2 separate regions of the Homo sapiens genome follow, and region 1 is linked to region 2. Evidence: chromatin loops called from intact Hi-C (ENCODE). Cell type or tissue: B cell. All regions are shown on one strand. Links, peaks and the distances in the headings refer to the core of each region. The heading gives the core; the rest is flanking DNA.

Region 1 (4,271 bases), core at 272-4,271, 800 kb after region 2:
TGATGGTACCTACGGTGGGGTCTCTCATGGGAGCAAGACAGGCACCTCCTCAGGCACCAGGATGGGCCAGGGCCAGATTGGGAATGTAGGGCCCCAGCTGAGTCTGGCAGGGCCAGAATGGGGTGTTGGGGGCCGCCCTGGGGCTCACGGCTTGCTGTCTGCAGCTCCGGTGCCCTACCAGAACTATTACGATCGGGAGGTCACCCCGCTGACCAGCAGCCCTGGCATACAGCCGTCCTGCGGCATGATAAAGAGGTGAGGCCCCGACAGACGGAGGGAGGGCCTAAGGCTGGGCCAGGAAGTGGGTCGAGCCCCTCCTCTGCACCTGGCCCTTCCTCGTTCACTGAGCACCTACTATGTGTCTGTATCTGGTGCCCAGTTTAGGTGCTGGGCACTCTGTGGAGACAAGATAGGCTCAGTTCAGCCTATGGAACCCTCAGCCCAAGGGACCCAGACACTAGAATAATCACACCCCAATTATTCACTAGGGGAGGTGCTCCGAGCTCTGGGGAGGCCCCTATGCTGGCTTCCTTGTCCCTGGGGCCTCATGTGAGCCTGGTGCCCTGTCAGGCTGCAGTGGCAACGCTGTCTGGCTGGAGCAGGACTGGGGCATCTGGAGAATTCTCCAGGCTTTTCCAGGGCTCCTTCCCCGGCCTGGCTGCAGTCAAGTGCCAAGGTCCTAGTGCTGGGCCTCAATGTGTGACCTGGGCAAGTCATTCACACTCTCTAAGGCCAGGGCCCTGAGTGTTGGGGTCAGATTCAGAATCTAAGGACTCTCCTGGTTCAGGCCTTGAGTGACGAAGGTGACAGCCCATTGGGAGCACTATAGCCAGCTTAGGGAGCCCTCGTAGCCAGGCCTTTGAGGGAGGCCATGTGCCCTGTGAGCATCCACAAGGGTCTGTGGGTTTCACATGGTGCCTGTGCCCCCACCGCCATGCCACCACTCTTCAGCCACCCTTCAACCAAGAAGGCCCTGCCTCTGGGAGGTAGTGGACTGTGGGGAGAGGCTGATGCAGTTCCCGGCCCTTCCCAAGGACCAGCTCATTCCAGGGCCTCAGGAGCCCCTGGAACTTCCTACTCCTGGGAGGCAGAGGCTCGTGGGAACCACCCGTGCTTAGAGAGGGCACACACACACCCTCTTTGAGAATCTTGTGCAAGCAGTGACCCCAGGAGGCAGCACACCCGCAGCCTCACATGCTACAAAAGCTTGTGAGACAGGCTTCCCTGTGCCTGGTGAGGACCTGGATCCCAGCAAAGGTGGTCATTTAAGCAACTGGACAAAAGAGCTCACCTGAAGCAGTATCAGGAAGGGGCAGAAAGGAGTGGCCCCAGAGAGGATTAGAGAGAGAGAGAGAGATGTCCTGCAGGGCCGAGGGAGGCCTGGCTGCTGGAGGGGGCTGGTCAGGCCTCTGGATGGGGCATCTAGAAGCCAGGCAGGACTGGGAAGAGGCGGGGGTCAGTGACTGGGAGTCAGAAGTGTAGACAGTCTGGGGAAAAGAGGTGTGGGGGCACGCAGCACAATGGCTCAGCAAGCCCTGCACCCCTTTCCCCCTGCCCTGGCCGCTTCCTCCACCTGTCCCCAGCCCCTGCTGGCTTGCACCCTGTCCTTTGCTGCCTGGGGAGCTGGCACGTGTGTCTGCCCGCCTGTGTTGGTGTCAGGCCCTCCCATGTGCTGGGTCCACGCATGTCCACCCTGCGCATGTGTGTGCACTCCTGGGGCCTTGGCCCTCGGCGCCTCATGTGGGAAAGGCCCCCCACATGCCACCTTGAATTGCAGGGCTGCCCCCCACAGGCCCCTGAGTCATGGCTCAGCCCCTCACCTGCATTCAAGATCCCTCAGGGTCTGGTCCAGTCTCTATTTCAGTCCTGTCCCCCACACACCCAAATTGGTCCACTCCACTCCACAAACCCCACCTGTGCCATGCCTCCTCCCCTGCACCTGAGCCCTCCCTCTCCTGGTCACCTGCAGTGCCTCGCTCCCCCTTCTCTCCTAGTAAAGCTTCACTCATCTTTGAAGACTCAGCCCCACCCCACTAAGAAGCCCTCTTGCCTTGGAGGCAGTGTCAGCCTCTACTTGTTGAGCCCTCACTACTGCCCACTTCAGGGGGTGCCCCCAGCATCTGCCGCATCTGCCTCTTCTGTTTTATTTTCCTTTATTCAGTAAACCTTCATGACCCCAGCTCAGTCCAGGCCTAAGCCTGGTGCAGGGGCAGGGGTAAAGTAGCCCAGCGCTGTCCCGGAACTCCTGTGAACAGGGTGGCTGAGCTGGCCTGATCACCGTGGGCCCACAGGGAGGAGGGCTGGCTCGGCCCAGGCAGTGGAGGCCTCAGCAGGGCACGTGAGCCAGGCTTTGTGTGGCAGTGCACCCCCCACCCCTACCCATGGGGGAAGCTGCTAGGGCAAGCTAGAGCAGGGGCCTGGAGGGTGAGGACTGGGCATCTTCCCACGAGGCCTCAGTGCGGAGGTCCTAGAACCCCCAAAGGGCCATGGGAGTCTTCCAATGAAGCTACAGCTTCGGGGGTTCTAGGATCCTCCCAAGGGCCCTGCAGGGAGCAGGTGCTGAGATGGCCTGCAGAGGGCGCCAGTGGAGGGCGTAGCTGGGGAAGGAGGAGCCACCAGGACTACTTTCTGGGGAGCCCTCCTGCCTGAGGGGCACCTCATAAATGACATCCATGCCTGGAGGCTAGGGGCAGTCCCAGCCCTGGCAGAGCGCGTGCAGCTCTGAGACCTCTCCCTGTCTAAACCCTCCCTCCTGGTGGGTCCCTGAGTGTGGGGCGGGGACACTCACCCTCTTTCCTCCCTGTTCCCAGGTTCTCTGGACTGCTGCACGGAAGTCCCAAGACCACTTCGTTGGCAGCTTCTGCTGGTAAAGGGGGTCAGGAGGGGACCCCCAAACACACTGATCCTGGGGGGGAGGAGAGGTCTCCCACATGGCACAGATGGGGCCACTGAGGCCCTCAAGAGGAAGTGTGTGTCCCCCAACAGCAAGTGTGGACAGCAGAAGGAAGAGGCAGGGCCCAGCATGGAGAAACCCCATTCTAGTAGGACTTCCAGGGGCCAGTGTCCCCAGAAGGGGAGGGGTCTATGTCTCACCCTGCTCTTAGCGTCCACAGAGACCCTGACCCCCACCCCCGAGCGGAATGAGGGTGTCTACACAGCCATCGCAGTGCAGGAGATACAGGGAAACCCGGCCTCACCAGCCCAGGAGTACCGGGCGCTCTACGATTATACAGCGCAGGTGAGGCCTCTATACCCCAAACCCACCTGTGCCACCTCCCCTGCACCTGAGAGCTCCCTCTCCCATCCAGTGCCTTGCGTCCTCATCTCTCCTCATGGTTTCACTCATCTTCGAGCATCCTCTCCTCCTCAGGAGGGCACGTGTGCCCGAGTGTGTCCACACTAGCAAGGGTACCTGGGAGTGTGCTTGGATGTGAGCTCTGAGAACAGCACCCAGGGCTTGCGGGGCCTCAGTGTGCATGTACTGACTGGAAGCTGGTGTGCAGCAGGCCTGTGTCTGCCCGGGCCTGTACACAGCACACACGTGGAGCACATGTACCTATGCCGTCCACACAGGCTGGGCGCTGAGTGGTGCACACGTGCGGGGAGCTGGCAGAGCCTGGAGCTGCCTGCAGGTCATAGCTTGAGGGCCAGGCTCTGTGCCTTTGGGTCAGGGCCCTGTCCTTCGTGGCCATGGGTGTGGAAAACTGTGGCCAGAATGAGTCTTGCTATCGTGCCAGGATTGATTTTCTGATGTCCATAGGGTGAGGATGAACCAAGGCAGCCACAGGGCAGCTATGAGAGTCCTTTCTGCTCCCTGCTTGAGGGGAAGAATGCATAGCCAGACCTCACATCCACCTGGACTGAGGCCAAGCACCCCCACATAGCCAGGCAGGCTGGGTGTGGACTCCACTGATGAGGCCAGGGCTCGGGGAGGCAGGGAAGCCAGGCCAGGAGAGTGATGGGGTACTTGGATGGCAGTGGCTAGCTGGGGCTGGGGACCGCAAAGGGGAGGCTTGTGGTAAGCTTAGGCATGAGTGTGCCCTGGGCTTGGGGTATGATGAGCACCCGTGACCCCTGACATGCTCCAGTCACTGCGTCTCCAGAATGGGAGAGGGGAGGTGAGGCTGGGAAGAAACCCAGGTTGGGGGAGAACTATGATGACAAACTGAGGGGGATGGGAGGCCCGGTCCGTTGGGTTACCCCCATCCTGTGTCCCCAAGGGGCTGCCCCTGCCCACCCTGGGAGACATGCCGCATTTACTGCTGGGTGGG
Region 2 (4,473 bases), core at 285-4,284:
AAGATTTAGAAGTAATTCAATAGGCTTTTTTTTTTTTTTTTTTTTTTGAGATGGAGTCTCACTCTGTCACCCAGGCTGGAGTGCAATGGCACAGTCTTGGCTCACTGCAACCTCCACCTCCCAGGTTCAAGCGATTCTCCCGCCTCGGCCTCCCGAGCAGCTGGGACTACAGGTGTATGCCACCCCACCCAGCTAATTTTTGTATTTTTAGTAGAGATGGGGTTTCACTATGTTGGCCAGGCTGGTCTCGAACTCCTGACCTTGTGATCCACCCACCTCGGCCTCCCAAAGTGCTGGGATTACTGGCATGAGCCACGGCGCCCAGCCTTCAATAGGTAATTTTAAGGTCACCTCAGTTTATTCTGACTAGCATTTCATTCATAAAGGGACATTTGTTAAACTGTTAATCAAAATATACTAACATTCATATTCAGAAAAACCCGGCAAACAAATTCTAACATAAAGATTTTTAAAGCAAGCTATTTAGCTAGACACCACTCTTTTAGGTATATTCTCAAAGCAAGCATTGGAAAAGACCAGTAGTCCTGTAAACGAGTCTTTCTGTCATACATGTCTACAGCAAATTCAAGTCTTAAAAGCTCCATGTGCATTATAAAATGCTAATAAAAATGTTGATTCACTCTGGCAGTAAACATAAACATAATATAAATGAAATTACTTAAAACCCCCTGTGTCCCCAAAAATGAATTCCATTGACTTTAACCATAAGTGTCACTAAGGAAATAAGAGATTCTGGGCCAAAACAAACTGAAGGCAGTTGCTCCAGGGCCATTTCTACCTTTCTGATCACAATAAATGGTCCAAATGGATCCACATGACCAACAGGACTTTATTTTACTGTCTTGCAAACATGGTCCTCTGAATAAACATAAAAGCACTGAAACAATAACCCAGAACAAGTATAGGGATTTTGGCGGCTGCTCTGAGGCTCTGATAGCTCTCTCAGGAAGAGAGGCTTTTTCCCTCCTTTTTAAAAAACATGTACAGGCAATTAGACTAATATCTTAGTCTAATTCCTCATGGTTCAGAAAGCATTTTTGTATTTCAATAATAATAATAATTAGTATACACAAAACTCTCTACAGATGCTAATTTATGGGGCACTTCAGATGCTGCTTCACAACATAACAAGACAATCCCTTCCCTGAGGCACTTTCCTTCTAAATCAGATAGTAAGACCATTTGGAGAGAAAGTGAGAGATGTTGCCAGGGAGTACAGCAATTAAGGGTTATACAAGGCGTGGTGGGGGACGGTGGGGATTAAAGGAACCAACAGAAACAGAAAGAAGGAGGGAGAGTCCTAGAGATAGGCCTCGTGGCTTTAGAATCTAGAAGAGTGAGAATTTAGAAGAGAATGGATCAACCCCAGGTGGCTGATAGCAGTCTGAGTTGATCACTCTGTGATGCCAAGAATAGGGGCTGTGCGGAGAAGTAAAGCCACAGGATGGGAAGAGGACCAGAGCTTATTCTGAAATATAGAGAAGGGATAGCACTTAACCTTAACACAAACAAGTACTGGCAGAAAAAAGCACAAATACCTCTTCCTTTGCCAAAACCTATAGACTCATTCAAAGAACTCAGGGGCTGAGGTCTAAACTAGTTACAGTGGGCTGAGATAGAAAGGGCAGCAGGACTGAGAAACTGTTGCATCTGATGCGGTTTAACAGGTTTACCGTATCACTGTGGTTAAGAACCTAGGCTCTGTAGCCTCATTGCCTCCATTCAAATCCCACCTCTGCCATCTGATAGCTGCATGACCATGGGCCATTCATGTAACCTCTCTATGCCTCAGACTGCTCATCCAAAACACTGGAATTATAAGAACTCCTGCTTTATAGGGTTACTGTTGAGGCTCGTCCTTAGCATAGTATCAGATTTCCCAAGACACATTGATGTGTCACTCACGGGTTGAGGTTTATTCAAATATTGATTTTCTCAGCCCACTAGGTGGCCAGGTGGGCTCCTGAGGTAGCCTCAGGACTACCATGTACAGCTGAGCAGGCTGCACACTGAATAACTCTGAAGGAGGGCACCACTCTTAACAGTCACTATAGCCCTGCATTTTTATTACAATAACTTTCCAACAGATGGCAGTAAAGTAACTTGAGACACCAGTACTTTATAATTTGTACAAAAGAGTTGTGTGGACTTGAAGTACTGGGTGGCCAGAATCCCCTGTGGTACAAATATTCTAACTGTCTAAGTGTACCATAATAGGAAAGAGTTGAGCAGCACTGGGTAACTGATTTTACTGTTGTTGATATTCTTACTGTACCTTACAGGTAATATAAAGATGACTAATTCTCTGTGCCCTGTCCTCAAGAAGCTCACAGTCTAACAATTACAGGTTACGGCAAGGTCACAAAAATCTGTAATCCAATAAAGGAAAATGGAAAAGAGGTGTGATAGAGCTACAGTCTCTCATCAGCCCCTCACTTTCCTACCTGCCACTGAGAAGTGGAAAAGCCGTTAGGAGCAGAAAACAGATTAGGGGACAATATCTTTACCTTCTGACAAACAGGGGCCCACTTTTGCCATCTATCCCCATCTGTTCCTGCTCCCTTAAGTCCTTTAGACAAAACAAGCTTTTAAAGCAGGTTTTAATGGTCCTGGCTTAATGATAAAACTGCATGTCTGAGAATTAGAGGGATGATTGGAATGAAATCTTCAGACTTTTACAGAAATCTAACCAACCTGTGGATTCAACATGGCTAGTGTTCTCTGGTGGATGATTAGGTTTTTGGCTGCTTTCTTCAGAAAGTAAGTATATACTAACATCACTCCTGCTTTACCCAAAACACGTGCCCAAACCTGGAATTCTAAGATGTATTATCTGAGCTCTGCTTTTCCAGAATTTCATGTAGAAGCTAAGGGGAAAACTGTCCTCTGCTACATTGCATTTTCGCTCATCACTGTTAAGCCCCAAACAGAGTTATTCGATACATCTATACTTATATATCTTGTAAGCCACATATTTAATGTTAAATTTTCTAGTGGCCACATTAAAGTAAAAATAAACAGGTAAAATTAATTTTTAATAATGTAATCTCAGGTCAGACTAACTATATTTCAAGTACCCAATAATCACATGTGGCTTAGAGGTTATCATACTGGGCAGCACAAATCCAAAATAATCATAGAACAAACTAAAGAGCCTTCTTGTAAACTCCACTAGGGAACCGTGGACTATGGTCTGACAACAGATCTAAAGACAGAATGGCATTGTCTTATGTGTCTGTGTTGCTTCTGTTGGCTCAGAACAAGACCATTTACAGGTTCTATTATGCTCAATGGGAACGTGAACCAAAAAGGAAAGTCAGCAGTGTGGCAGAGCTGAAGATTAGCATTAGAGGCAGCAACATTAAACAAGAGTAGCCAATATAGAGAGTCACAAATAGATGACAAAAATCTATCAAATTTCAGGTGGTGTGGCCCATTATAGGAAAACCAAAAGCAGATGAAAACTACTGGTTTAACATGATCAGTTTATACTCTGAAAAAGCAACTCTCTATCAAATTTTGTTCTCCAGTAACTTATATTTAGTTCTTAAAACTCTAGATGGACCTGAAAAATATTTCCTCAAAAACTCACAGTTCTAAAAAAGATTTTAAAAGTATCTGAAATATGTGAGTCAAAAAAATTAAAATGGAAATTTAAAAATACATGGAACAAAACACCAAAAAAGGAAGGGTATATCAGAACATGTGGGATGCAGCTAGAGTGGTATTTAGAAAGACTGATTGATTTTGAGACAGAGTCTCACTCTGCTGCCCAGGCTGGAGTGCAGTGGCACGATCTTGGCTCGCTGCAACCTCTGCCTCCTGGGTTCAAGCGATTTTCGTGCCTCAGCCTCCTGAGTAGCTGGGATTACAGGAACGTGCCACCTCGCCCGGCTAATTTTTGTACTCTTAGTAGAGATGGGGTTTTGCCATGTTGGCCAGGCTGGTCTCGAATTCCTGACCTCAGGTGATCCACCCACCTCGGCCTCCCAAAGTGCTGGGATTACAGGCATGAGCCACCATGCCTGGCCGATACTTAGAAGGATTTATAACCTCAAACACATATTAGAAAACAAGGATGATGGAAAATTAGTAAGCTCAGATCTCAACTCAAGAAAGTTGAAAATGAGGAGGTAAAAGAAACTACTACATTATTCAATCATTACAGTTAAATAAATAAGAGCTGGGTTCAGATCCTGACTCTCCCACTTACCAATCTGCATTCTTGAGCAAATTATTCAATCTCTCAAAGGCTCAACTGCTGTTATGTGTAAAATGGAGACAAATACCTGCAGCTAATAGGATTGTTGTGATGATGAAAATAAGATGCACATAAAGTACTCAAAATATTTCTATAATGCTATTATTTCTAAAATGATCATCAAATCTCTAAACTAGAAGGCATTTTTAATGTTATAGTTCTAAACAGAAAAGGAGACAGCCAACTGTCAA

The links. A loop is a pair of places that touch in the nucleus more often than their neighbours do. Peaks named below come from ENCODE experiments on the same cell type or tissue, not always from the same donor. Only the 100,000 strongest peaks of a DNase experiment are listed, where the experiment ranks them.
Region 1: a loop joins it to region 2, with 11 times the contacts of the local background. A loop is called at or near these places in 1 of 110 quality-filtered maps.

Annotation. Positions count from the first base shown.
Region 1 is chr15:77,032,698-77,036,968 of GRCh38, forward strand. It overlaps PSTPIP1 (proline-serine-threonine phosphatase interacting protein 1), which reads left to right. Exons shown (of 15, transcript NM_003978.5): 12 at 165-255; 13 at 2,811-2,866; 14 at 3,105-3,238. Among named protein-coding and RNA genes, the nearest start is that of TSPAN3, 36 kb to the right of the region's middle. RefSeq lists enhancers at 520-1,157, 1,795-2,432, 2,433-3,068. In B cell, for the core only: CTCF peaks have their summits at 2,575 (motif pointing right) and 2,776; a DNase peak (open chromatin) is centred at 2,584; H3K27ac peaks cover 3,469 bases.
Region 2 is chr15:76,233,301-76,237,773 of GRCh38, forward strand. All of the region lies in intron 9 of ETFA (electron transfer flavoprotein subunit alpha), which reads right to left. Among named protein-coding and RNA genes, the nearest start is that of ETFA, 76 kb to the right of the region's middle. RefSeq lists an enhancer at 1,014-1,703. In B cell, for the core only: CTCF peaks have their summits at 2,102 (motif pointing right) and 2,306; a DNase peak (open chromatin) is centred at 2,091.